2 separate regions of the Homo sapiens genome follow, and region 1 is linked to region 2. A link is a loop called in an ENCODE intact Hi-C map of the cell type or tissue named here. Cell type or tissue: left ventricle myocardium inferior. All regions are shown on one strand. Each heading gives the region's core, and the rest is flanking DNA. Links, peaks and the distances in the headings are about the cores only. Region 1 has its middle 60 kb from the start of SYPL1. Region 2 has its middle 27 kb from the start of LINC02577.

Region 1 (2,923 bases), core at 318-2,817, 580 kb before region 2:
AAGACTAGGAGGAATCAGGCTTCAGGCATGGCTGCCTCCAGGGGCTCAAATGATACTGTGTTAGGCAGTCTCTCAAATGGCTCTCAATGATCCTGGCCTCCTGGTACTCACGCCCTGTGTAATCCCCTCCCCTTGAGTGTAGTTGGACCTAAGATCTGCTTCTAACAAATAGAATACAATAAAAATGATGGGATGTCGTTTCTGAGATTAGCTTGCAGAGGGACTGTGACCTGGGCCTTGCGTGCCATTGCTTGCTCTTCTCATAGAGCCCTCCACTTGCAGGAATCAAATTGTCATGTTGGGAGTAGTCCTATGGAGAGGCCCCGGTGGCAAGAAACTGAGGTCTCCAGCTCTCAGCAAGAACCCGAGGCCTGCTAACACCCACGTGAGTGAGCTCAGACTCAGGTGTGCTCTGAAACCTGCTGCCAGGTGAGTGCAGTTCTTCCCACAGGGAGCCCTGAGATGACCGCCGCCTCCGGGGAGACCTTGAATCAGAACCGCCCAGCTAAGCTACTCCTGCATTTCTGACCCACAGCACAGGTGAGATAGTAAACGTGTTGCTTTAAGTGGCTTCTTTTTGGGGGTAATTCATCAGTCACGCTCGGTAACCAGTACCGATGCCATCTACACGTCGTCTTCTCTCCATCTTCCCCAGAGCTTTCCTCTATGTGGCCTTCATGACCAGGCAGAGATGGCAAAACAGTGGCCGGGAACTCCAGACTCATGGCCTAGCTCCCTCCAATAGTGGCTTTCTCCTTTGCAGTAGATAAGGAAAAATTCCTGGGATCGAGTCTCATGAAACTGACTTGGGTTGCTTTCTGCTGGAGCCCTTAGCATTGATTTTTCTTTGTGCTGTTCCCTCTGTCAGTTTGGAAATGTGAAAGATTGTAACAGGAAAGTTCCATGTCAGTCTTTGTGGCCTCCCTGCTTTCAGCCTCCCTGAGTTCTAGCCTAGGCCAAAAGTGACACTGGAGTTTCTTCTCCTTTTTTTTTTTCCCCCCATTGGTGAAGCTCGACAAAAATCAAGGTGATGGGACAGAGAAGGTACAGACAGATGAGGCAGTGGTAGGTGCCTCTGCCGCTAAAGAGTGCTATCGTCAATTTATTTATTGACTGTTAATAGTTACTAGTGACTACTAAAGTGTTCAGTTTTAATTTTTATTTTCTATCTTTATGACCAAGCATTGATTAGTTTCTATAAGCCTCCTGGGCCCAGTGATTGGCTCAACTGCTGAAATTATACCATATAGTTATATAAACATGTACCAAGCGTTGAATGGCTGCTGCTGAGCTCTGTTCCCAATGGGGATCACGGCTGCAGCATTCATCCTGAGTTTTGCCTTCCCACTTCTAGCTGGGAGTGGAGGAACATCACATGTAAAGGCCAGGGCTATAGATTTAGGGACCTGGGTTTGAGTCCTGGTTAGAGTGTTGCCTTGGCCTTTCTGAGCTGTAGTCCCTTTTTATGTAAAACGAGGATTTTAGTGCCTGCCTCATAGAGCTGTTGTAACTATTAAATGACACAAAACTTATGCTGTTGTTTATATTTACTTATTCCTGGAGCAAACTAAATGTTTTATACATTGTCCATAGAAATAATGTTTTAATGTCCCTCTTAAAATGCAGAAACCGGCTGGGCACAGTGGCTCACGCCTGTAATCCCAGCACTTTGGGAGGCCGAGGCAGGCAGATCACAAGGGCAAGAGATCAAGACCAGCCTGGCCAACATGGTGAAACCCTGTCTCTACTAAAAATACGAAAATTAGCTGGGTGTGGTGTCACGCGCTGTAGTCCCAGCTACTCAGGAGGCTGAGGCAGGAGAATTGCTTGAATCCGGGAGGCAGAGGTTGCAGTGAGCCAAGATCGCGCCACTGCACTCCAGCATGGTGACCGTCTCCAAAAAAAAAAAAAGGCAGAAACCAAATCTGAACAGACACCTCATGTAATGATGTAATTACTTCAACAACTTCTGAACTCTTCTAATGACATAGCTTAGTCTGTATAGATTTTTATTTTTACTTTTGGTAGACACATATATTGTTGACTTAAATTGATCTTTTAATGAGTGAAAAACCCTCCCAGTTCTTTTTTACATGGACTGTTGACAAACCTCATATCTCTGACTCTGCACTTGTCCCAGTGAATATTTGTACTCAAACACTTGGCTTCACATTGATGCCTTTGACACTCGTTTTGTTGTTTGTGGACATATTCATTTTATCTGCCCGGTCTTTTTGAATTTTTTTTGCCTTTGCCCAGTAGATTGGTTGGATGTGCACTATGCTGGATGAATAATTTGACCATTTGATGACCAGGCCATCCATCTTGTCAGTTGAGACATTGCAAGAGTCTAGTCTAGAGACCCTTGGCACACCAGTAGAGACCCCTTTTGGCTCACACTTGCTGGATAATCAATCTGTACTTCCTTTTTTTAGCCAGCTATGGATGCTCCTAATCGTTCTAATCTTCAACCCACATAGCTCTATATTCCCCACCTGGATGCCATGAAAGCCTTTTCTAAATGCTTTTTTAAAATTCACAGCCTATATCTACATTATTATAATTATCATAAAAAGAAAACAGGCTGGAAGCAGTGGCTCACATCTGTAATACTTGCATTTTGGGAGGCCAAGGAGGGCAGATCGTTTGAGGTCAGGAGTTCAGGACCAGTCTGGCCAACATAGTGAAACCCCATCTCTACTAAAAATACAAGAATTAGCTGGGCATGGTGGTGCATGCCTGTAATCCCAGCTACTTGGGAGGCTGAGGCAGGAGAATCAGTTGAACTCAGGAGGTGGAGGTTGCAGTGAGCTGAGATCACTCCATTGCACTCCAGCCCGGGCGACAGAGGGAAACTCTGTCTCCAAAAGAAAAAAGAAAACAAAAGGTCCTTCTATATCATTAGCTGTCCCTTTGTTGAGCA
Region 2 (2,923 bases), core at 282-2,781:
TCCTTGACTTTAAAGGAAATCAAAGGACTGCCACTGACCAATTCCTTTTCACTTATTTCCCTTATTTTTATCATGGGATATACCACATCAGTTATTTCCTTTCTTACTGAACTTCTCCTATTTTATCAACTCTAGCTTAGCCTCTTTGTTGATACTATGTCCAAGGAATGTGAACCTGATAAACTAATACTTCTGGATGTGAATTTTAAAATAGTTTATGAACTAATAATTTCTGGCTCTACTTAATTTCAGTCATTTTTGACCTTCTGAAACCCAAATTTTTCTTTCTTCTTCACCAGATTATTATTCCTTCTCCTGGAAACCAGTTCTCCTCTCATATTCAAAATCCACATAAGAAGCATAGTTCCTATATGACCCAGCAATTTCACTGTATACCCCAAGAATCATGAGAATATTTGTCCACACAAAAACTTACACACTATACAGATATTTATAGCAATGTTATTCACAATAGCCAAAAGGTGAAAGCAAACCAAATGTCCATCAGCAGATGAATGGATAAACAAAATGTGATATATCCATATTATAGAATATTATTCAGCCACAAAAGGGAATGAAGTAATAATACATGCTCCAGTGTGGGTGAATCTTGAAAACATTATGGTAAATGAAAGAAGCCAGTCACAAAGGGCCACATATTGTATGATTCCATTTCTACGAAATGTCCAGGATAGATAAATCTATAGAAACAGAAAGTTTATTTATGCTTGCCTAAGGCTGGTAGAGGGTGTTGTAGGCAGTGGAAAGTTTACAGTTAAAGGATATGGGGTTTCTTTTTGGGGTGACAAAAATATTTTAAAACTGATTGTGGCAATGAATGCATAAGTCTCTGAATACGCTAAAAACTCATTGAATTGTACACTTCAAATGGGTAAATTATATGTGTTAAATAAAATTTGGCTGGATGCAGTGTCTCAGGCCTGTAACCCCAGCAACTCAGGAACATGAGGCAGGAGGATCACTTGAGCCTAGGAGTTCAAGATGTTAAATATAAAACTTTAGCCGAATTCAATTTAAAAGCGTTAACTGAACAAAGAACAATTCAATTTGTGAATCAGGCAGCCTCCTGAGTGAGAGTAGGCTCAGAGACTCCAGTGCAGCCACATGGTGGAAGAAGATTTATGGACAGAAAAAGGAAAATGACTTACAGAAAATGAAAGTGAGGAACAGAAACAGCTTGATTGGCTACAGGTTGGCATCTGCCTTATTTGAACACAGTTTGAACAGTTGGCCACCTTTGGCCAAAACTCAGTGATTGGCACAAGAGTAGGCTACAGTCTGTTTACAGTTCCATTTAGGTTATAGTTCACAATGACAGAGAAACCTTTAGAGTGAACTTAAAATATGTAAGGAGGCAGCTTTAGGCTAACCTTGATTTAACAATTGTTACAGTGAGCTACGACAGCACCACTGCACTACTGCAATCCATCCTGGGTGATAGAGCAGGATCTCCTCTCAAAAGAAAAAATAATTATAGGAGGCCATTAGTTTGAACTGAGCCAAAACTAAGTTGTTTATCTGACCTTTCAAGAAATCAAGAGAGGGAGAGAAATAATAGCCAAATCCCCAAACAGACTATTTTTAGCTGGCATGAGAAGGAAGTCCCCTCTGCTTTAACATTTACAAGGAAAGTAGCTTTGAAACGACCAACACACTTTTTGTTCCTGCTTTTGCTTTCCTCCACCCTTTTCTGTCTATAAAGCCAAACTCCTGTACTCAGCTCACTGGAACACTTAATCTATTTCATGGAATAAGCTCTTGCCCAATTCTAGAGTCACAAATAAAAGCCAATGAAGATCTTTAAACTAACTTTGTTGTGATTTTGTCTTTCGACATATGGCACATGAATTACATCTCAATAAAGCTGTTTTTAAGATCCATATATGAACCCTCATATATATAGTTAACTGATATTTGACAAAGATGTCAAGATGATTCAATGGGGAAAGGACAGTCTTTTCAACAAATGGTGCGGGGAAAATTGGATATTCATATCCAAAAGAAAGAAATTGGACCCTTACCTTATATCATATACAAAAAATTAACTCAAAAATGGATCAAAGACCTAAACATAATACCTTAAACTCTAAAATTCTTAGAAGAAAACATAGGAGAAAAGCTCTCTGTCATTGGATTTGGCAATGATTTCCTAGATATGACACCAAAAGCATAGGCAATATAAGTGGAAATAGATGAATTGGACTATATTAAAATGTACAACTTCTGTGCATCAAAGGACACAATCAACGGAGTGAAAAAGCAATCTACAGAATAGGAGAAAATATTTACAAATCATATGTCTGATAAGGGATTAATATCCAGAATATATTTTTAAAACTCTTATAACTCAACAACAACAACAAAACCTTGATTTTAAAATGGGCAAAGGTCTCTAATAGATATTTCTCCAAAGAAGATATGCAAATGGCCAAACATATGAAAATGTACTCAATATCACTAATCATTAGGGAAATGCAAATTAAAGCTACAATGTGATATCATCTCTCACCCATTAGGATGGCTGGTTTTAAAAAACGGAAAATAACAAGTGTTGGTGAGAATGTGGGGAAATTGCAACCCTGTGAATTGTTGGTGGAAATGTGAATTAGTATAGTCATTATGGAAAACAGTACAAAAGTTTCTCAAAAACTTACAAATAGAACTACCATAAGACTCAGCAACCCCTCTGTTGTGTGTATACCCAAGAAAAATGAAATCAGCACCCTGTAGATGTAACTGTGCTGCCATGTTCATTGCAGTACTATTCATGATAGCCAAGAGATGGGAAAAACCTAAATGCCCATTGACAGATGAATGGATAAAAAGAACTGTGGCATAGCTCTATTTATACCACAATTTTTAAAATCTATTTACAAAGAAATATGCTCAGTCTTTAAAAAGA

The links. A loop is a pair of places that touch in the nucleus more often than their neighbours do. Peaks named below come from ENCODE experiments on the same cell type or tissue, not always from the same donor. Only the 100,000 strongest peaks of a DNase experiment are listed, where the experiment ranks them.
Region 1: a loop joins it to region 2, with 8 times the contacts of the local background. A loop is called at or near these places in 65 of 110 quality-filtered maps.

Annotation. Positions count from the first base shown.
Region 1 is chr7:106,170,803-106,173,725 of GRCh38, forward strand. No RefSeq gene overlaps it. Among named protein-coding and RNA genes, the nearest start is that of SYPL1, 60 kb to the left of the region's middle. In left ventricle myocardium inferior, for the core only: no CTCF peak of the experiment used is centred there; no DNase peak of the experiment used is centred there.
Region 2 is chr7:106,746,281-106,749,203 of GRCh38, forward strand. No RefSeq gene overlaps it. Among named protein-coding and RNA genes, the nearest start is that of LINC02577, 27 kb to the right of the region's middle. In left ventricle myocardium inferior, for the core only: no CTCF peak of the experiment used is centred there; no DNase peak of the experiment used is centred there; H3K27ac peaks cover 696 bases.